2 separate regions of the Homo sapiens genome follow, and region 2 is linked to region 1. A link is an interaction called in ENCODE POLR2A ChIA-PET data of the cell type or tissue named here. Cell type or tissue: IMR-90. All regions are shown on one strand. Links, peaks and the distances in the headings refer to the core of each region. The heading gives the core; the rest is flanking DNA.

Region 1 (12,167 bases), core at 1,753-9,752:
CCTCCTTTAGCTACTCCAACCACTGTGCATGGCTTAAATAGTTTTTATTGTGTGTACAGATTTGTGCAACCATCACTGCAATCATTTTTAGAACTACTGATACATGCAACAACATTGATAGATTTCATAGTGTTATGCTAAGAAGTTAGTCATAAAAAATTACATACTGACTGTATGATAATAGTTAACATGTCATGCTGGGAAAGGCAAAACTGGTGACAGGAAGAAGATCAGTGACTTCCAGAGCCTTGGGTGAAGGGAGGAGATTGACTACAAAGGACATGTGGTGACTTTTTTGGGGAGATGAAATGTTTTCATTACTCTAAAAAGAAGCCTAGTACGCATTAACAGTCTTCCTCATTTCCCCATTATACGTCCAGCCCTAAAAAAATCAATAATCTACTTTCTGTCTGTATAGATCTGTCTACTCTGGACATTTCATGTAAATGTATCAGTACTTAATTCCTTTTTTTTTTTTTTTTTTTTTGAGACACAGTCTGTCTCTATCACCCAGGCTGGAGTGCGGTGGCACTATCTCAGCTCACTGCAACCTTCACCTTCCGGGTTCAAGCGATTTTCCTGCCTCAGACTCCCTAATGGCTGGGATTACAGGCACGCGCCACCACACTTGGCTAATTTTTGTATTTTTAGTAGATACACGGTTTCACCATGTTAGCCAGGCCAGTCTCGAACTCCTGATCTCAAGTGATCCGCCTGCCTTGGCCTCCCAAAGTCCTGGGATTACAGGCATGAGCCACTGCATCCGGCCTTAATTCCTTTTTATTGTGGAATAATATTCCAGTGTGTGGGTATATCACAGTTTGTATATCCATTTACTAGTTGGTGGACATTTGGACTGAAATCTAGACCACTTTTTGACTATTATATTTATAGATATATTTATATTTATATTATATTATAGATAATACTGCTATGAACATTTGTGCACAAGTGATTGTGTGCACATATAACATACCCAAGATGTAGGCCTCAGAGTGGAATTTCTGGATCTTGGGCATATACCCAAGATATATGCCTAGGAGTGGGGAAATTTCTGGATCATGTAGTAACCCTATGTTTAACATTTTGAGGACATTTGTTCCTTTTTATTGCTGAGTGTTATTTCATTTGTTTATCCATTTACCAGTTGATGACATTTGGGTTGTTTCTACCTTTTGACTATTATGAATCAACCTGCTGTGAACATTTGACAGGTGTGAACATACACTTTAATAATTTCTTTTAAGTATAATGAATTCCTGTTCTTTTAAGTATAATGAATTCCTGTAAGTAGAATTACGGGGTCATATGGTAAATATATAAGTTTAACTTTATGAAAACTGCCAAATTGTTTAAAAAATAGCTGTATCATCTTGCATTCCCATCAGTAATGTATGAAAGTTTCAGTAGCTCCATATTCTCATCAACATTTTATGTTGTTAGTCTTTAATTTTAGCCATTCTAGTGGATGTATAGTGGTTTTAATTTGCATTTACCTGATGCTAATAATGTTGAACATCGTTTTCTACTTGTTTGTCATTTATATATCTTCCTTTGTGAAGTGTCAGTTCAGATCTTTTGCCCGTAATCATTCAATAAAATAATCATTTTATCCTTGCTTGAAAAAGCTACAGTCTTTATTCAATCCAATTTAGCTTAGTCTGCATCTACCATGGAACTGAACGTAGCTGGAGAAAAATACAACCATCTTAAGTGATTTCATTTTAAATTCAGGTAGCCCCTTAATGCAGCCCAGCAATCATAAGGCATTCACTCTTCTCCTTTTCTAGATGACTATTTCATTCTTTCTCCAATTTCTTCAAGTCTCTGTCACTTAAACCATCATCTTTTGTTACTACTTTTTTGAGAAAATTGAAGCAAGTAGAAAAGAATTTTTATTGCAACCCACTTCTTTCCAGCATCTGCCAATATACTGTGCCTTTCCTCCTGTTCATATTAGATGAACCTCTCCTGCTCTTATCTAAGGCCACCTCATCTGCTTGTATGCTATGTCTCATCCCCTTTTGCCTACTCAAGAAGATTGACCCAATCATTCTACCCTCTCTTTGCTATATTATTAGTTTTTTCCTCTATCTACTAGATCATATCCAACATGCTGGTTTTTTTCTGTCTTTAAAAATATTTCTGACCAAGCACAGTGGCTCATGCCTATAATCTCAGCACTTTGGAAGGCCAAGGCAGGCGGATCATTTGAGGCCAAGAATTCAAGACCAGCCTGGCCAACATGGTGAAACCCCGTCTCTAGTAAAAATACAAAAATTAGCCAGGCTTGGTAGTGGGCAGCTACTCTGGAATCTGAGGCAGGAGAATCGCTTGAACTGGGGAGGCAGAGGCTGCAGTGAGCCGAGATAGGGAGGCGGAGGCTGCAGTGAGCTGAGATCGTGCCACTGCACTCCAGCCTGTGTGACAGAGCGAGACTCCATCTCAAAAAAAAAAAAAAAATTCTTGGACTCTCTTCTTTACCTTTTCCCTGGTCCCACCATCAAGCTATACTGCCTCATTCCTTTTATGTCCTTTATAGAAAAACTCCTTGAAAGAGTTGAAGATATTAACCATCTCCAATGTCTCCAATTCCTCTTTTCATTCTTTCTTAGGCCATTCTAACCAGGCTTTCATCTCCACTCTTCTATCAGACCTGCTCTTAAACAAAACTTTCAATATCCTCCACATTGCTAAATCCAATGGTCAGTTCTCAGTCCTCATCTTACTTGACCTATCAGAAGCTTTTAACACATTTGATCTTTCCTTTCTTTTGTAAGTATTTTCTTCACTTGAGTTCCAGGATACTTTTTCCACACACGGTCTTCTCCATGTCAATCAATGACAACTCCATCCTTCCAGCTATTCAAGCTAAAAATCTTGGAACTATTCTTTACTCCCCTCTTTTTCTTGCAGCCCACATCTAGTTTGTCAGTACATCCTATTGCCTCAATCTTCAAATTATATCCTGCATTTAAGTCTAAACATTTTTTTTTGTTTTTGTTTTTGTTTTTGAGACAGGGTCTTACTCTGTTGACCAGGCTGGGGTGCAGTGGCACCATCATAGCTCACTGTAATCTGCAACTCCTGGGCTCAAGAGATCTTCCTGTCTTAGCCTCCCAAGTAGCTAGGACTACCGACATGTGCCACTGCACCTGGCTAATTTTTAAAATTTTTTTGTAGAGACAAGGTCTCCCTGTGTTGCCCAGGCTAGGACTCCTGGCTTCAAGCCATCCTCCTGCCCTGGCTTCCAAATCTCTGAGATTACAAACACTTTAACTGTATAATAAATTGATATCTTTATAGATCATTTCCATTTACTTTTTTGTGAGTTATTACATTTTTGAAAATACAGTAGACTTTTAGAACCCACAAATGCTTTTCCTTATCGTATCAGGAAATACTGTGTCTAATCTACAAAAGTCGGATTTTTAACAGGCTCAAATAAAAATGGCCTGTTTCTAACAACCAAAGAAACAACAAAGCAACAACATAAACATACACTCAGACATCCACTTCATACCACCTCAGCAACAGCAACAACACACATACACACACATCTACTTCTCATTACGTTTAATGCTGCCTTCCTGATTCAAGCCACCATAATCTCTGCTTGCATTATTATAATAACCTGTCATTTAGTCTTCTTACATTCACCCTACAGACCATTCTCAGCATAACAGCCAGAGTGATCCTCTTAAAAAATAAATCAGATCATGTTATACCTCTTTTTAAAACCTGTGATTTGCTCCTTTTCTCTTAGAGTGAAAGCCAGTGTTCTTACAGTGGCCTGCAGAGATTGACATGGTCTTCCCACCACCCCCTTACATCTCTGACCTTATCTTGTACTACTCTAATGTTCCAACCATATTGGCCTGCTTACTATTCCTCAAACAAAAGTAGGCATATTCTTGTCTCAGGGCTTTAGTACGTGCTGTTCACTGTGTTTGACTGCCACAGTCTTCATGGCTGATCTCTTTCAAGTCTTTGCTCAAATACCACCTTTCAGTGAGTCTTCCCTAACAATCCAATTTAAATTGCAAACACTCCATGCGCTCCTAGTCTCCTTTGTGCTACTTATAAACAAAAGCCAAAACCATAGCACTCACTACATTCTAACATACTTGCATAATTTACGTACTTATTTTAGTTATTTGACTGCCTTCCCTCACAAGAATATAAACTTCACAAAGGCAAGATATTTATCCATTTCGTTCACTGGTATATCTCTAGTACCTAAAACAGTTCCTAGCACATTTTAAGGACTCAAATATTTGTTCAATGAATGAATGAAAGAAATTTGGTTAAAAACTGGAACAAAACAGGAATGGAGGCCAGCGACAGGAGAACTTCTCTACCTCATTTCCTGTAGGCCTACATGCTTGGAACTTAAAAGCAGGTTGTTGTGAGCCTAAGGCCTGAAGACATGCAAACTTTCTTTTTTCTTTCTAACCAAACTCCTGCTTTTTAAAAAATCATATTATTTCTGGGAGTGAGTCTGTGCTGTGTATTTAATCTTGGATTGCCAAGCCAGTGAGGTGGGAAAAGGTTGGAACATATCTCTATTCTAAAGAGTAGAGTTGGATTTTGTAAATATAGGTGTATTTCATGATAATTTAAAATGTTTTCTTGAAGTAATATATGTGTGTACAAAAAAAACACATATCATAAGTATATAGCTCACTGAATTTTCACAAACTGAATTTGTCAATGTAATTGGCATCCATAGCAAAAAGCAGAACCCAGCTAACATCTCAGATGCTCCTCTGTGCCCTTTCCAGTTACTAGCTACTACCCAGGGTGACCACTATTCTGACTTCTCATGCCTTGGAAGTGTTTTGCCTAATTTTGTTCTTGATATAAATTAAATCATACAGTATAAACATGCTTGTATCTCTTTTTTTACTCAAAATTTTGTTTGTGAGATTTATCCACATTGTTATATATGGTCAGAGTTTGTTCGTTTTCATTGCTATATAAAATTTCACTTACAGTCTAACCATTCTACTGTTGATGGATATTTGGTTTCCAGTTTGGGGGTTATTATGAATAGTGCTACTATCAACATTCTATTAATGTATTTTGGTGTATGTATGCGTGAATTTCTTTGGACATTTTTGTGTTTTTTAAATCCACAGTCAGTGAACCCTAAGTGTTCCTCAGCATTGCAGTCAGTATATTTACCATGTATGCGTTACTCAAATGACAGCTGTAGTTGCAGGCATTACCAAATCCTTCCCTCCTTAATGTTATCACTGGACTTTGTCTATACTTGGGATTCTTAACATGTTGTATTTTGGTTAAGTATGCGTATTCATGTTTTTTATTAGATTTTGAGTGCTTTTTAGTACTTTGTTTTACTTGCTTATGTATCCCGACTCCTGACGAGGTACCTGAAATATAGTAAGCTAGTTGAGCGAATGGTGATAGCTGTCACCATTGCCAGTGATTAACAGAGCAAGTTTCCCTAGTTATGTGAATCACTTAGCCTAGAGTAAAATCCATGCTTTAGTTTGATATCTCAGTGTCAAAGGATTAGGAATGGGAAGTCATTTCTCTCTGAGAGAAGCCCAGAACTGTGGGCTCAGAACTGAATGTGCTGTGTGGCTAAAGGGAATTGCTATGGCTTTACAAGCCTCTTGGAGATTTAAAGTGTTAACAGCAGTGATTCCAAGGCATAGTGTGGGGGGGCCAGATATAAATAGCAGAACACAAGTAGCGTAGTGTGCCACTGCCAAGCTACTGCTGGGGGTGTTTATAAAAAGAAAAGCATTCCTGTCTCAGCTCTCACTGTCAACAACATCCCATCCTGAAGACTTGCTTACCACAACTGAGAGTGGGGAGTCAGTTTGAGGCCTAGCATCACTTAAACTTCCTCCAAAGGCACAAAAGCCAGGTAAACCTTTTGACTTATTTACACTCAGACTAAAGAAATGAACAATTTTTAGGAAAATCCTGATCAAAGCTTGCTTAAAACATATTGCCTTGTGACAGATATCTATCATCTTATATTCAAATCTTTTTTGGAAAGAGAAGTTTAACACAAAGTAGCATGTTGGTACTATATTTTAGTATTTTTAGTAAAAACAAAACAAAACTGCTTCTGAAGAAATATGGGAAACTGAGGCCAAAATGATCTATAAAAGGGAAGACTTCTCCCTTCCCCTGTGCTGTTCATTCTCATTTTTAGAATCCAGAATATGGTGATTGGTAGGGTAAAATAGAAGCTTCATTTGAGTTACATTATCATAAATACTGGGATGAATATTAGGCATTCGGCCAATAGTTGTATAATCTTAGAATTGCTGCCTACCCAGTTCCTTCTTATTCTTGTTCCCGCCTTCAGAAAGTTATGTAAGACACTTATTTTACCCTCGGGCTTCTCTTGATTGTATTTGGGGGAAGGGGGCCATCTCTGACAATCCACTGCTTTGTACCACTACTGACCTCATCATCTCCTCTGTCCCACTCAAAAGGGCATGACAATGTGCAAAGAGGATAGAAGAATGGATAATGTGCATGGACATATTCCTGGGGAATTCTTAGAAACTGGGAGCTAGGGGACCAATTTGAGACTGCTGTTTTTTAGTCTGATTGTGTTATTTCCTGTGCACGCTGAGGGGAGATTTAGAGATGGGAAGAAAATATGACTCCCAGTGACTGTGGTGGGAGAGATGACATGTCTGGAGGAGTATGGAAATGCACAGATTTAATCTTGAGCAAATCACTGAAATTCTAAGGTGTTTTTGTTTCCTCGTCTGTAGAATGAGAGCATTAGACCACTAGATAAAGCCTAATGGCTCTTGTAGCCCGTTAGGAATTTATTGATAATCACTTCCTGACCATCATGCTATCCACTCACATTCTAAATGAAAAAATACGCAGTGTCATCCTATTCTACTTCCCTACACCTCTTTTTTGAGTCTACTGAATTGAAATTTCTTTATTTTAATTTAGAAGAGAAAAATGAAGACGGGACATTTTGAAATAGTCACCATGCTGCTGGCAACCATGATTCTAGTGGACATTTTCCAGGTAATGTTGGGAATGGGAAGCATGTGGTCATTGGAATGGAAATTCGTTTTTTTTTTTTTTTGAGACGGAGTCTCTCTCTGTCGCCCAGACTGCTGGAGTGCAGTGGCTCGATTTCGGCTCACTGCAAGCTCCGCCTCCCAGGTTCATGCCATTTTCCTGCCTCAGCCTCCCCAGTAGCTAGGACTACAGGCGCCTGCCACCACGCCTGGCTAATTTTTTGTATTTTTGGTAGAGACGGGTTTTCACCATGTTAGCCAGGATGGTCTCGATCTCCTGACCTCATGATCCGCCCACCTCGACCTCCCAAAGTGCTGGGATTACAGGCGTGAGCCACCGCGCTTGGCCTGGAATGGAAATTCTTGATATAACATTACCTGAGGCATCTGTGTGGCTTGATGGTGGAAATGAAAGTAGGTAGGATAGGTAAATTAATTATAAGTAGCTCTTTTCATTTTAAATATGTGACAGATTAACTGTAAAAAGTTGAAAAAATTAAAATTAAGCAAAAAGAGGAAAGTAAAGATTATTCATAATTCCTCCACTCAGAGGGAATGATTCCCAACCTGTTGGTGTATACAGGCTTCTTGGCTTTTTTCTATGTGTATACTGTTTTTAATTTACAAAAATGGGTTCACACTGTACATAGAATTTTTTCTTTGCATTTTAAGTTAATACTATGCTGCATGTCACGCATGTCATCAGATATTCTGAATATATGTTTTTCTCCAAATAAGATAATGCTGCATTGTTTGATTACATGTTTTTTAATTAATGACCATTTTCCCACATTTTTTTTCTGGCAGAACTTTTATGATTTTATTTGCAATTGACTCTTTAAGCATCCTGTAACATATTTTTATGTAAAATATAATATTTCACTTGATTTTTTTTCCCCACGTTGTTAGCTGCCACATTACTTGTGGGTATTTGTGCACCATTTTAGATGCCTTTTTAAAAATATCTTAAATTCTTAAACTGTTATCCTTTTTTGAATTTAATATTCTAATCCATTTTCTATAGAATCATTGTGTATCCTGTTTCCTGTGTCGCAGTATGTTTTTTATTGAAATATAATTTACATACCATAAAAATTCACCATTTTTAGCTGTATACTTCAGTGGTTTCAGTATATTCATTATGTTCTGCAACCATCACCACTATCTGATTGCAAAACATTTCCGTCAACCCAAAAAGAAACCCTGTACTTATTAGCAGTCAGCCCCAATTTTCTCCATCCCCCATTCCCTGGCAACCACTGTCTACTTTCTGTGTCTATGGTTTTGCCTATTCTGGATATTTCGCCTAAATGGAATCATACAATATGTGACCTTTTGTGTCTGGCTTCTTTCACTTAGCATAATGTTCTCAGGAGTCCTATCAGTACTTCATTCTTTCTTATAGCCGAGTAATATTCTATTTTATGGCCGTACCGCATCTTGTTTATCCATTTATCAGCTGATGGACATTTGGGCTGTTTCCACTTTATGGCTATTACGAATAGTGGTGTTGTGAACATTTATGTACAAGTTTTTATGTGAACATGTGTTTTATTTTTCTTTTTAAAAAATTTTCTAATCATATAGTCTTGACATATTGAGATACTACAAACACTATTTGGTTATTTGGTAGCATTACAGAGTAAAGTTTACTTATATATAGGAAATATATATGTAAGAATGAATTTGGGGGTTATGATTTATGATTCATAGCAAAATTACCTATTGTTGTGAACATGTTTCACTTCTCTTGGGTGTACACCTAGTAGTGGAATTGCTGGGTTGTACGGTAATTTTATGTTAACTTTTTTAGGAACTGCCAAACTTTTTCACACTAGCTGCATGGTATTACAATCCCACCAGCAGTATATTAGGATTCTAATATCTCTGCATCCTTGTGTTACATGTTACTTGGTTTTTCATCATTTATAGCCATCGTAGAGGATATGAAGTGGTATTTCATTGTGGTTTTGATTTGGTTTTCAATATACTCTTGCAACATAATTTAAGTGTATTTGTTCTGTAATTGTTTCATGATTTGCTTAGCCAGTTTCTCTCCTTGACCTTTAGGTCATTTCCATATTTTTGTAAGAAATTTTTGGTAATTGAATTTCATTAGTATGGGCTTTTTTTCTCGGTGGTTATATCAGAGAAATATAATCAGCTTGTTCACCTAGCCTTTTGTACCTGTTTTTTAGTATCTGTTCAGTTGTCCCTGAATAGTGGTGGCATTTATGAACTTTGTCACTGCTCAAGGCACGCACCATACAAAATACACAATCAGCTATGGTGTCTGGCCAGAAAGACTTGATGTCTAAAATTAGACATTTGGAGACTGGTTAGAGGCATAGGGAAAAGACAGGAACATAGTAGATCAACTCTGATATAATGTAAGGAATGTGGGAGGTGTTTTCAGGGTCTGGTGTCTTATACGGTGTTGAAGTCTTGAAGATAAATCAGGCATTGGCACCCAAGCTGCACTCTGGTACATTCTGTGCTGTGGAGGAAAGTGCATTTCTTGGCTATGAGATGGCAGTGATTTGATCTCCTGAAGCTCAAATTCCCATGTCAGGAAACTGACCTACAAACCCAGGACTACGGGGGTCTTAATGACTTCCATGGCAGAATTCTCTGTGGCTAGTAATCAAGATAGTTTCTGAAGCTGGCACAATTCCCTCGTTTGTAAAATGGTGTTAACTATTTTTTGTTAACCTTTTATAAATGTTGTAATGAAGACAGAATTACACTCTTTTTCAAGTGCTACATAAATGTCCATGGTCTTCATAATTGGAAACATTCTGATTCTTTAGAGGCAACAGAACAGTTTGGTTAAGAGGACAAGACGGCCGGGCACGGTGGCTCACGCCTGTAATCCCAGCACTTTGGGAGGCCGAGAAAGGCAGATCACGAGGTCGGGAGATCGAGACCATCCTGGCTAACATGGTGAAACCCCGTCTCTACTAAAAATACAGAAAAATTAGCCGGGCGTGGTGGCGGGCGTCTGTAGTCCCAGCTACTGGGGAGGCTGAAGCGGGAGAATGGCGTGAACCCGGCAGGCGGAGCTTGCAGTGAGCCGAAATAGTGCCACTGCACTCCAGCCTGGGCGGCAGAGCGAGACTCCGTCTAAAAAAAAAAAAAAGGACAAGACTCTGGAATTAGACTGCCTGAGATCAAATTCCAATTCCATGTAAGTCTCAATCTCTTAGTTTCCTCATCTTTGTTAAAAAAAAAAAAAAAAAAGGCGGGGGGCTAATAATAGTACCTACCTCACAAGGTTGCCGAACACTTAGTGCCTGGCATATAGAAAGAACTCTGGAGATGTTTGTTAAACTTAGTGATAGAGTGTCCACCCAGTGTGTCTGAGAAGGAAATATGTAGGAAAAGTTCACAAATGAAAAATGGTTTTAAATAAGAACCAGGTCGTTGTGGCTGTACGATTGTAAGTTTCGTCTTAGACATGTTACGTATGAAGGTTCTTTGAACATTCAAGTGGAGGTGTTAAGTAGGCAGATAAATTTGATATATAGGACTGGCACTTACAGGATAGATCAGATATATTTAGATCATAATTGAAACTGTAAGCATGTATATAACTGCCTGGGGAGCGTAGAGTTGAGAGTTAGAAAATACGTAGCCTTGAGGAACTCCAACATTTAATGGCTAACTGGAATATGTTGGGTCTGCAAAAGAGTCTAAGAAGAAATGCTCCCTTAAGTGAGAGCTGTTTGGGTGGAGAAATGGGTGGGAAGCCATAATGGGGAGGGTTGAGCTATACGTGGGAAATGAAGTGGAGATGGCAAGGACAGACATCTCTTTCAAGATGTTTGTTCGTGAGGGAGAGAAGAGAGATGGGAAAGGAGATACCTAGAGCAGGATATGGAAGCAAGTTTTGTTTTGCGTTTACAAGTTAGTATCTCTGTCTCTCTCTCTCTGTCTCTCTCTCTTTCACTCTCTCTCTCTCTCTCACACACACACACAGAGAGAGAGAGAGAGAGAGTTTTTAAGTATCATTCACATAGAACCTGTAACTTTTTTTTTGAATCTGTAACTTTAACAGCTTCTAGCTAAATATGTCTATAAAGTCTCCAACTGAGGTCCCTAAGCAGACTTATGCAACTATGCACCATACAAGTATAGACTAATGGAAGAGGCATTATCCTTTTATTTGTAGAAACTCATAAATGGTATTCCTGGGGAGATTTGATCATCTTATTTTTTGATCCATAAGCCAGAGTACAGGGTTCTAATGTAGTTCACTTGAATATTTTGCCAGGTTCTGTGCTAGGTGTGTAGGATTCAAAGATAAAAACGATACAGACCGTACCCTTAAGGATCTAACAGTATAATACATATATTCCTAGCATGAAATAATACAAAAAAACCACATCACACTGGAGAAAGACCTTATGAAAAAATAATAATAACCACGGCATGTTAAAGACTTGATATGTGCCAGGCATGGGGCAGAGGGCTTTGCATATGTTCATTACATAATTTAATTCTCACAGCCATCCCACAGTTAAATACTATTTCCTCCACTTTGTCTTCCTTTTTTAATTTATTTTTTATTTTTTGAGATGGAGTTTTGCTCTTTTGCCCAGGCTGGAGTGCTGTGGTGCAGTCTCCGCTCCCTGCAACCTCCGCCTTCTGGTTTCAAGCGATTCTCCTGCCTCAGCTTCCTAAGTAGCTGGGATTACAGGCGCCTGCCACTACGCTCAGCTAATTTTTGTATTTTTAGTAGAGATGGGGTTTCATCATGTTAGCCAGGCTGGTCTTGAACTCCTGACCTCATGATCTGCCCGCCTCGGCCTCCCAGAGTGCTGGGATTACAGACATGAGCCACTGCACCTGGCCTTTTATCCTAATTTTTTTTAAAATTGAAAACTTGAGGATTAGAAATGTCAAGTAACTTTCCCATACCTAGTTAGTAACAAATGGGATTTGAACTCTGATCTGCCTGGCTTCAAAGTGGTGTTAATTACATTACACCACCCTGCTTCTTATGTTATGTGAACATATGTATATGTATAATTTAGTTGTATGTGGTATTATGCCTCTTCAGTTGTATGTGACTGAAATACAGTTCAAACTAGCTGAAGCAAACAGGGAATTTATTGATTCTTACAACTGGTG
Region 2 (12,167 bases), core at 1-8,000, 240 kb after region 1:
CTAATTTATTAAAATTTAATTAAAGCAGACTGAATAGATATAATCTAGAAGTTACCAACTTGCTAAAGAGTAACAAAATCATTTTCTTTACTATTATTAATATGCAAAAAAGGGAAACTTTTGTAAAAGTTTTGACTGGGGGCCCTGATGTTAGGTTATCTGATTACCCTCACTGATATTGACAGAACAGTGAGTTCACAGTCACAAAATGAGCCCCTGTTAGTATGCTGAAATTTGTCCTCTGTCCTTGGTATTACACCACGTCTTTCACTTTCATGTGAAAGTAGTTCTTCCCCCAGATTTTTTTTGAAGCTAAATTAGATTGAATAAAACATTTAAATTAAATTAAAATTTAAGTAGAATAAAATAAATAAAATAGATTCTATTGTCTTGGGACCAGTAACAATAAAAAACCACAATTATTCCAATATATTAGAATAAGCACAAATTATATCTTATAATTAATCACCTTATAAGGTAATTATAATACCTTATTATGTATGAATACTTTATAGGTATTAATTGTTATAATGTATGAATACTAGCTAGTAGATGTTTGAAGTTTTACTGTGAGGGATTCAAGAATAGTTTATTTCAAAATAGAGTTTACAAGACAGGGTATCTTTTATTAAATTTTCACATAAAAAGAAAAAGTACACAGGGCACTAATTACGAGTAACACCACAATTAATTGGGCCTCATTCCTCTGTAAAGAATAGGCAAGCAACGAGTCATTTTAGTAACATTTTTTCCTGGTCTTTTACTTTCTGTATCCTCTTTTCTTGATTTCTGATCATTGAAGACATTGCTGAAAATGTTGATAAAACAGTTAGAATAACAAAATCTACTTAGGCTTTAATTCTACTATGTGCTACTTAAAAGATCAGCTTGATAGTATAGAATAGACATGTTCTGAGCTCAAGACATTCTTAAAAATTGTGATGTAGCATATTTTTGAAAAGGTTGGTGTTATGGAAGAGAGCTAAGGGTAAATCTTTAGTGTTTCAGGTGTTTTATTTACTTATTTATTTTGTAGAGACAGGGTCTCTCTATGTTGCCCAGGGTGGTCTAAGACTCCTGGCCTCAAGCAATCCTCCTGCCTCGGTCTCCCAAAGTGTCAGGATTACAGACATAAGCCACTGTGCCCAGCCTCAGTTGTTTTAAATGGGCATGATAATTGTAAAAGTAATACTAATTGTAAATAATTCAAACACCTCAGAAGGACACAAAGATAGATGAAGGTCAGTCTTTGTCTCTGCTCCCTCAATCTGCTGGAATCTGCCTCCGCCCAAGAGGTCATTACCATAAGCAATTTGGTGAATATCTGCACATATACATGAATGTGCACATGTTTTATTCTTTACACAAATGAAAACATATGCTATAGACTGTTCTGTAGCTTCTTTTTCATATAACAAAACGTCAATAAGTTTCCAGTTCAGCTTATGTTTTGTTGTAACTGCATAGTATTTACTAGTATTTCATTATACAAATGTATTAGAATTTAGTAAACAGACTAAAAAAGGTTACATCCTTTTTCTAAACATCCTTTTTTCTTTCTTTCTTTCTTGCTATAATAAATACTTTTGTATAAACACTTCTGTGCATTTGTACAATCATTTCTTATAGAATAAATTGCTAGAAGTGAAATTTCTGGGTCAAAGCGTAAATGCACTTCAAGTTTTGACAGTCCTCCCAGAATTCCCCCTAAAAATATTTGTTTTAGAATTTTCAAGAGGCGTCCCATCCAGACACTGCATTCAGCAAAAAGGTCTTTTTATTTTGTAAATATCTTCCATGTGGATTATTATTTGGTGGCATACATCAGATAAATTCAGAAACATATGTCATGGTGTGAGTAAAAATAGGATCAATAAGATAATGCATCTTCCTTCAAAAAACTCACAATAGATGTGGAGAGGAAGATGGCAGATAGGAGACAGGGCTAACGTGCAGCTCCAACTTGGATGGACAGAGCAACGTGTGGAGACTCACACTGTTGACTTTTGCTCCAAGAGCCACTGCAGGAACATACTGGGAAAACCAAAAGAATTTACAGATACTTTGAAAAAAGTGGCATGCCACTGCAAATTCCACAAGATAGGTAAAAAACTGTGAGTTCCCAAAGTGTGGAGGGGGAAATCCTGCCTCTCAACAAATACCCCCATTGGGGAACCTGAAAATCCAGATTACGGGAGAAGGATTTAACCTTACCTAGAGCTGGAACAAATTTAGCGCAAAATATAAAAGTAGAAGGAGCAGTGGGAAGAGCCTTGGAGGCATTCCCATTCTCCAGCTCGAGCCCAGGGAAGCCATCCCTGACTATATCTCACAGGGGCCCTCGGGAAAGGTGGCTGGCAGAATTTGGGAGTGGTCACAGGGTGAAAGAAGCTTCCAACTGAACTCTGTAATAATTTCAACTGGGCACAAACTCTTTTGAGCGGAATCTGGGTGGTGAATGGGAAATGCTACAGAAAGGAGCACAGAAGCCACTACTGACAGTGTGGGCAGACAGGAAGGGGCAGGTGAGACGTGAAAGCCATACTTGCTTTGTCAGTGGGGAAGTTTATAGCACGGGCAAGGTCTGATCTGCCCGCCACCCCCAACCACCACCCTGCACTGGCTGCCTGGAGACACTGGCGCTGTTAGCAGGGCATGGTGGGAGCAAGATTGGCCTTGCCAACTGTGTGGGAGCTAGGTAAGGCCTATCACACAGGCTTTCCCCAACTTCCTTGGCAACAGAGGCAGCCAAAATCACCTCTGGAACATAACTCCACTGGCCCAAGAACCATCCTGCGTACCCCACAGTGGCCACGGCAAGCCCTACACAAGGAGAGTCTGAGCTCAGACCCACCTAACTCTGCCCCAACCTGATGGTATTTTTTTCCCTGCCCTGGTAGCTGATCACAAAACACACAAACTATTGAGAGCTTGATGGCCCTGCACATCACCCGATAAACCCAAATACTTATCCTGGCCAACTTAGGGCAAGCTTACATTCCCCTGTCTACTATCATAGCTTGTGCCGTCTTGAAAGTGCCACCCCTTGGCTGGAGGCCAACCAACTCCGAACATTACAGTAACTCATGATAGAAATGATAGAATAACCCTGCACCAAGGAAGAAGAAAACAGCAGCTAATTCCACTGCCTGCAACATTCTGGCTAACCAGAGGTACTAAGTCTGTCCATGTGAAAATATCACTGCTAGCATAATCAGTATTTGATTAAGCCAGGACACTAAACATATCTATGACCAAGGACTCTCACAGAGTGTACTTTACTCCCCTACGTCCTCTACCAGAGGAGGTGCTGGTATCCACGGCTGGGAGACGTGAAGATGAATCACATCACAGCACTCTTTGCAGAAATTTCCCAGCACCAGCCCCGAGTCTGGTAGCCCTACTGAGTGGCTAGATGTGCAAGAACAATAATGATCATTGCAGTCCAGCTCTCAGGAAGGCCCATCCCTTGGGGGAGGGGGAGGACACCACATCAAGGGGTCACCCTGTGGGACAAAAGAATCTGAACCTTGAGTTCCGGGCTTTTCCACTGAAATAGTTTACCCAAATCAGAAGGAATCAGAAAAGCGATTCTGGAAATATGACAAAACAAGGTTTGATAACATCCCCAAAAGGCCACACTAGCTTGCCAGCAATGCAGTTAAACCAAGAAGAAATCTTTGAATTGCCAGATGAAGAATTCAGAAGGTTGATTAAGCTACTCATGGAGATACCAGAGAAAGGTAAAAACCAACTTAAAGAAATCTAAGAAACAATACAGAATATGGATGAAAAATTCTCCAGAGAAATAGATATAAAGAAAAACAATCACAATTTCTGGAAATGAAAGACACACTTATAGAAATACAAAATGCACTGGAAAGTGTCAACAATAGACTAGAACAAGTAGAAGAGAGACCTTCAGAACTTGAAGACAAGGCTTTCAAATTAGCCCAATCAGACAAAGACAAAGAAAAAAGAATTTAATAAAATTGAACAAAGCCTCCAAGAAGTCTGGGATTATGTTAAACGGCCAAACCAAAGAATAATTGGTGTTCATAAGGAAGAAGATGAATCTAAAAGTCTAGAAAACTTATTTAAGGGAACAATTGAGGAAAATTTCCCTAGACTCACTAGTGATCTAGACATTCAAATACAAGAAGCTCAAAGAATACCTGTGAAATTCACTGCAAAAAGATCTCCACCTAGGCACACGGTCATCAGGTTATCTAATGTCAAGATGATGGAAAGAATCTTAAGAGCTGCAAAGTAAAAGTATCAGGTAAGCTATAAAGGAAAACCTATCAGATTAACAGCAGATTTCTCAGCAGAAACCCTACAAGCCAGAAGGAACTGGGGTCATATTTTTAGCCTCCTCAAACAAAATAATTGCCAGCCAATAATTTTGTATCCAGCAAAACTAAGCTTCATGAATGAAGGACAGATAAAGTCTTTTGCAGACAAAAAAAAAAAAAAAAAAAAAAATGCTGAGAGAATTCACCAGTACCAAACCATCACTAAGAAATGCTAAAAGGAATTCTAAATCTTGAAATAAAACCTCAAAACACACCAAAATTGAACCATCTTAAAGCATAAATCTCACAGGGCCTATAAAACAATAACACAATGAAAAAAAAAACCAAGGTAATTCAGGCACCAACTAGTAGGATGAACAAAACAGTATCTCGTATTTCAATACTAACATTGAATGTAAATGACCTAAATGTGCCACTTAAAGATACGGAATGGCAGAAAGGATAAAAATCTACCAACCAAGTATCTGCTGTCTTCAAGAGACTCACCTAATGCACAAGGACTCACATAAACTTAAGGTAAAGGGATGGAAAAAGATATTCCATGCAAATGGATACCACAAACGAACAGGGGTAGCTAGTCTTATATCAGACAAAACCCACTTTAAAGCAACAACAGTTCAGAAAGACAAAGAGGGATATTATATAGTGATAAAGGATCAGTCCAACAGTAAAATATCACAATCCTAAATATATATGCACTTAACACTGGAGCTCCCAAATTTATAAAATGATTACTACTAGACCTAATAAATGCAATAGATGCTAATACAATAATAGTGGAGGACTTCAATATTCCACTGATACCACTAGACAGGTCATCAAGACAGAAAGTCAACAACAACAACAAAAAACAATGCACCTAAACAATGCAATGAACTTAAACTATATCCTAGAACAAACAGACTTAACAGATATTTACAGAACATTCTACCCAACAACTGCAGAATATACATTCTTTTCATTAGCCCATGGAACATTCTCCAAGGTAAACCAAATGATAGGCCACAAAACAAGTCTCAACAAATTTAAGAAAAGCAAAATGATATCAAGTATTCTCTCAGACCACAGTGGAATAAAACTAGAAATTAACTCCAAAAGGAACCCTCAAAACTATATAAATACATGGAAATTGAATAATCTACTCTGGAATCATCTTTGGATCAATAATGAAATCAAGATGAAAATTTAAAAATTCTTCGAACTGAATGAAACTAGTGACACAATTTATCATACCCTCTAGGATACAGCAAAAGTGGTGCTAAAAGGAAAGTTAATAGCCTTAAATGCCTACATAAACAAGTCTGAAAGAGCACAAATAGACACTCTAAGGTCACACCTCAAGGAACTAGAGAAACAAGAACAAACTAAACCCAAACCCAGCAGAAGAAAAGAAATAACAAAGATCAGAACAGAATTAAATGAAATTGAAGTAAATAAATAAAAAACAATACAAAAGACAAATGAAACAAAAAGCTTGTTCTTTAAAAAGATAAAATTATTAGACCATTAGTGAGATTAACCAAGAAAAGAAGATAGAAGATCCAAATAAGCTCAATTAGAAATGAAATGAGAGATTTTACAACTTATACCACAGAAATACAAAAGATCATTTAGGGCTACTATGAACACTTTTATGTGCACAAACTAGAGAATCTAGAGGAGATGGAAAATTCCTGGAGATATACAACCCTCCTGATTAAGCTAGGAAAAAAAACAGAAACTCTGAAGAGACTAATAACAAGTAGTGAGATTGAAACAGTAATTAAAAAAATGCCAACAAAAAGAAGTCCAAGACCAGATGGATTCACAGCTGAATTCTATCAGGCATTAAAAAAGGATTGGTACCCATCTTAATGAAACTGTTTCAAACATAAAGAAATAGGGAATCTTCCCTAAATCATTCTGTGAAGTCAGTATCACCCTAATACTAAAAGCAGGAAAGGACATAACAAAAAAAGAAAACTACAGAGCAATATCCATGATGAACACAGATGCAAAAATCCACATATTCTATGAAGTCAGTATCATCCTAATACTAAAACCAGGAAAGGACATAACAAAAAAAGAAAACTACAGACCAATATCCATGATGATGCCGGGTGCAGTGGCTCACACCTGCAATCCCAGCACTTTGGGAGGCCAAGGTGGGCAGATCACGAGGTCAAGAGTTCGAGACCAGCCTGGCCAACATGGTGAAACCCCATCACTACTAAGAATACAAAAATTAGCTGGGAGTGGCCAGGCGCGGTGGCTTACGCCTGTAATCCCAGCACTTTAGGAGGCTGGGGTGGGCAGATCTTGAGGTCAGGAGATGAAGACCATCCTGGCTAACACAGTGAAACCCTGTCTCTATTAAAAATGCAAAAAATTAGCCAGGCGTGCTGGTGGGCGCCTGTAGTCCCAGCTACTTGGGAGGCTGAGGCAGGAGAATGGTGTGAACCCGGGAGGCAGAGCTGGCAGTGAGCTGAGATCGTGCCACTGCACTCTAGCCTGGGCAACAGAGCAAGACTCCATCTTAAAAAAAAAAAATTAGCTAGGCATGGTGGCATGTGCCTGTAATCCCAGCTACTCAGGAGGCTGAGGCAGGAGAATCACTTGAACCCGACAGGTGGAGGTTGCAGTGAGCTGAGATCATGCCACTGCGCTCCAGCCTGGGTGACAGAGCAAGACTCCGTATCAAAAAAAAAAAAAAAAAAAAAAAAAAAAAAAAAATATATATATATATATATATATATATATATATATATATATATATGTCCATGATGAACATAGATGCAAAAATCCACAACAAAATATTAGCTAACTGAATCCAACACCATATCAAAAAGATAATACACCATGATCAAGTGGGTTTCATACCAGGGATGCAGGGATGGTTTAACCTACTCAAGTTGATAAATATGATACATCACACAAACAGAATTGAAAACAATAATCATATCATCATCTCAAAAAATGCAGAAAAATCATTTGACAAAATCCAGCATCCCTTTATAATGAAAACCCTCGGCAAAATCGGCACAGATGGGACATACCTCAAGGTAACCAAAACCATCTATGACAAACTCATAGCCAACATTATACTGAAAGGGGAAAAATTGAAAGCATTTTCCAAGAGAACTTGTACAAAACGAGGATGCCCACTTTCACCACTGCTATTCAACATTGTACTGGAAGTCCTAGTCAGAGCAGTCAGACGAGAGAAAGAAATAAAGGGCATCCAAATGGGTGAAGAGGAAGTCAAACTATTGCTGTTTGCTGATGATATGATCCTATGCCTAGAAAACCTTAAAGACTCATCCACAAAGCTCCTAGATCTGATAAATGAATTCAGTAAAGTTTCAGGATACAAAATCAATGTACACAAATCAGTACCATTGCTACACACCAACAATGACCAAGCTTGGTATCAATTCAAGAACCCAGCCCCTTTTATAACAGCTGCAAGAAAAATAAAATACTTGGGAATATACCTAACCAAGGAGATGAACAATCGCTACAGGAAAAACTACAAATGCTGCTGAAGGAAATCATAGACAACACACACAAATGGAAACACATTTCATGCCCATGGATGGGTAGAATCAGTATTGTGGAAATGATCATACTGCCAAAAGCAATCTACAAATTCAATGCAATTCCCATCAAAATACCATCATCATTCTTCACAGAACTGGAAAAAACATTCCTAAAATTCATAAGGAACAAAAAAAAGATCCCACATAGCCAAAGCAAGACTATGCAAAAGAACAAATCTGGAGGCATCACATTACTTGACTTCAAACTATACTACAAGGCTATCATCACCAAAACAGCATGGTACTGGTATAAAAATAGGCACATAGACCAATGGAACAGAATAGAGAACCCAGGAAGAAAGCCAAAAATTTACAGCCACTGATCTTCGACAATGCAAACAAAAACATAAAGTGGGGAAAGGACACCCTATTTAACAAATGGTGCTGGAATAATTGGCAAGTGGCATGTAGAAGAATGAAACTTCAACTCAAGATGGGTCAAAGACCTAAACCTAAGACCTGAAACCACAAAAATTCTAGAAGATAACATCAGAAAAACTCTTGTAGACATTGGGTTAGACAAGAGTTCATGACCAAGAACCCAAAAGCAAATGCAACAAACACAAAGATAAATAGATGGGACCTAGTTAAATTAAAAAGCTTCTGCATAGCAAAAGAAATAAGCAGCAGAGTAAACAGACAACCCACAGAGTGGAAGAAAATATTTGCAAACTGTGCATCTGACAAAGGACTAATATCCAGAATCTACAAGGAACTCAATCGAATCAGCAAGAAAAAAACAAATAATCCCATTAAAAAGTCGGCTAAGGACATGAATAGACAATTCTCAAAAGAAGATACACAAATGGTCAACAAACATATGAAGAAATGCTCAACATCACTAATGATCAGGGAAATGCAAATCAAAACAACAGTATGATACTACCTACTCCTGCAAGAATGGCCATAATTTAAAAATATGACATAAGTTAAAAATATGACCAACAGATGTTGGTGTGGATGTGGTAAAAAGGGAACACTTTTACACTGTAAACTAGTACAACAACTATGGAAAGCAGTACAGAGATTTCTTAAACAACTAAAAGTAGAACTACCATTTGATGCAGTAATCCCACTACTGGAGGAAAAGAAGTCATTATATGTAAAGGACACTTGCACACGCATGTTTATAGCAACAAAATTCACAATTGCAAAAATATGGAACCAGCCTAAATGCTCACCAACCAACTAGTGGATAAAGAAAATTATATCGATCTATCTATATATATAGAGAGACTATTACATGGTGTGTATATATATATAATATAATATATTATATATATATGCACACACCTCAGCCACCTCCCATTCTTCCCCCATATATATACCATGTATATTTTTATATATATATATATTTACATGGTGTGTGTATATATATATATGATATATTTACATGGTGTGTACACATATATATGTAAATATATATATTTTTTATATATATATAATAAATATATATATGTATATATATACACACCATGTAATACTACTCAGCCATAAAAAGGAATAAAATAATGGCATTTGTAGCAACCTGCATGGAGTTGGAGACCATTATTCTAAGTGAAGTAACTCAGGAAAAGAAAAACAAACATTGTATGTTCTCATTATATGTGGGAGCTAAGCTATGAGGACGCAAAGGCATAATAATAATACGATGGACGTTGAGGACTTGGGGGAAGGGTGGGAGGTGGGTGAGGGAAAAAAGATACATCATATACTGCTTGGGTGATGGGTGCACCAAAATCTCAGAAATCACCACTAAAGAACTTTTCCCTGTAACTAAACACCACATGTTCCCCCCAAACTATTGAAATTTAAAAAAAAATGCTAAAACCCCACAAATTCACAATAAACTTAAAACCAAATGCTTTTCCTAATGTTCATATACATAGGGGTCTTGGGTTATCACAGGGACTTGGAATTTTCTTCAACAACAATTTGCTAAAGCCTTACTATATTAAAAACATGTGGATTTTGGAGTCAGAAATTGCAGAGGCCAAGTCCCCGATCTACTCTTCACTGTGACTTGGAATTTATTGACTGTTCTTTTATCTTCAGTTTCCTCATTTTCAAATGCTGTAATAACAGTACCCATTTCCCAATGTTGTTGTGAAAATTACATGAAGAAAACGCAAGTGAAGCTCTGAGTAAAAGGCCTGGCACACAGTTGGGAAGTGCTCAATTAAGTGTAAATAGCAACTATTATTATTAATAAGGTTAAGTTTATTTTATGAAGATTCGTTCTTAGAATAGTATTTTCCTTTACCCAGCAATTTATTGTTTTCTAGGGATAGAAAAGATGGCATAAAAAATGTACTTCAAAATTCATTTCTCTCTGATAAAGGCTCCTGGATTCATGAAGGCGGGTTATAAAAGCATGAATCATGAGGGCTCCCCCATATTCATGGTACTTAGAACTTATGCCCAAAAAGCTGCTGGTCATCTGCAGATTAGAACAGTTTCTTATTCAAATAGTTTTAGCATTTTTAGAAGTGGATTCTTTTTATTTTGTGATTCGTTGGGTGGCATAGTGTCTTATAGTGCTATGCTAATTTAAATCCTGTGTAAAGATAAATACCATTATTTTGCTTTCTTGCTATTGACTATACTCTTTTCTTGGCTATTATTGTATAAATGTTTATCTATAGACCTAATAGCAACAAGAAAGACGGTGTGTGGGAAAGTCCCATGTGACAAGCCACTCAGAACCTCAAAACCACTCCTCCTGAGGGATGGCCGGCAGGATTGTCATCCCCATTAGATAAGAGAGTATAGCAGGGCAAGAGTGACCTGCCCATGGTCACACAATTAATCCAGGGGCTATTAATGGTTAAGACCCTTATATTTAGACTTCAGTTTACAGTTGTTAATTCAATACCCTTTCAGCAGGTCTATAGACAGGAGGCTTAATCTGAAAAGAAGGTGAACATTCTCATGAGCGAGGAAGATCTCTCCAAAAACGTACACTGTACCTTGGTTCTTCAGCTGTAAATCTTCTACCAGAGTTTGCAAGCTTTCTAGTCTGTTCTGAAGCTTCCTGCATGTTTTTCCTGTTGTTTCTATTGGCGGAGACTGTGAATCTATTAGAAAATTGCTTAGATGTGATATTAAAAGTCTACTCAACATTTCCTTTTAGAAATCTTTGAATTAAAGGCTAAACAATTTTTCTTTAAAATAAAGGGAACTTTTTTTCATGACAAATTCTAAAAGAGCTATAACACTTAAAGGAAACTCTAAAACATGATTTTAAAAGAGAGAAAAATGAGTTTTATCTAAATATTGCAATGCTAGCCTATTTGATTGTGCTCAAACCAATCCGATGTATCATTATTTAACTACATAATATTAAATAAGATGGGTGAAAAGAACACTTCAAGTTTAATGATGCATTCTGCATTATAAATGACAGCTTTTCGTACCAAGCCTGAGTAGTTTGATTAACTTGGGGTTTGAGGGAGTATGATCTAATATAGAAACTGCACCATTTTCAAGGTATGTGAGGCCAGTGCCCACGTTAGTTCTGTCACCTAACGTGAATGGTATTGTATGATGGCAGAGGGTGGCATGGATGCCAACATGATCACACTGAACCTAGAACAAATGTGGCAGTGGCAACTAAAGAAGGCCTAGGAGCATGTAAGCTATTCTCTTACCAGTATGCTGTTTTGTCAACCTCTAAAAGTACTTAATTGACAATCTGAAGATTTAAATTTTGATCTTAATCCCTGCCTAGCTGTATAAATTTGACAATATTTTTAATGGTTAATTTTCTTATCAAAAAATACCCTTTTCATTACAGCATTCAAGGCAATTATCTAGGAATTACTCCAGTTTAAGAGAATGAGAAACAGTTTCTTGGAGAGTTTCTTTTTTTTTTTTTTTTGAGACAGAATTGTTGCCCAGGCTGGAGTGCAATCATGGGATCTCAGCTCATTGCAACCTCTGCCTCCCGGGTTCAAGTGATTCTCCTGCCTCAGCCTCCCAAGTAGCTGGGATTACAGGCATGTGCCACCACGCCCGGCTAATTTTGTATTTTTAATAGAGATGGGGTTTCTCCATGTTGGTTAGGCTGGTCTTGAACTCCTGACCTCAGGTGATCCACCCACCTCAGCCTTCCCAAGTGTTGGGATTACAGACATGAGCCACAGCGCCCAGCCAGAAGTTTTTAACATAAATAATATAAAATATAGGTTTGATGAGTATCTGACAATAAGCGGGGGGTTGGGGGTGAGAAGAAAATGCCATGCCTTTATGTAACAAAAATTAATAATGAAGT

Evidence for each region. ChIA-PET counts read pairs that join two places held together with the same protein. Peaks named below come from ENCODE experiments on the same cell type or tissue, not always from the same donor. Only the 100,000 strongest peaks of a DNase experiment are listed, where the experiment ranks them.
Region 2: POLR2A ChIA-PET joins it to region 1 with 18 read pairs; 2 of 35 experiments call an interaction of 5 or more read pairs at or near these places.

Annotation. Positions count from the first base shown.
Region 1 is chr4:76,068,921-76,081,087 of GRCh38, forward strand. ART3 (ADP-ribosyltransferase 3 (inactive)) reads left to right here and starts at 5,789. Exons shown (of 12, transcript NM_001130016.3): 1 at 5,789-5,899; 2 at 6,961-7,038. The coding sequence starts at 6,970. In IMR-90, for the core only: no CTCF peak of the experiment used is centred there; no DNase peak of the experiment used is centred there; H3K27me3 peaks cover 390 bases.
Region 2 is chr4:76,312,439-76,324,605 of GRCh38, forward strand. It overlaps CCDC158 (coiled-coil domain containing 158), which reads right to left. Exons shown (of 25, transcript NM_001394954.1): 24 at 10,864-10,971; 25 at 601-808. The coding sequence ends at 732. Among named protein-coding and RNA genes, the nearest start is that of STBD1, 12 kb to the left of the region's middle. In IMR-90, for the core only: no CTCF peak of the experiment used is centred there; no DNase peak of the experiment used is centred there.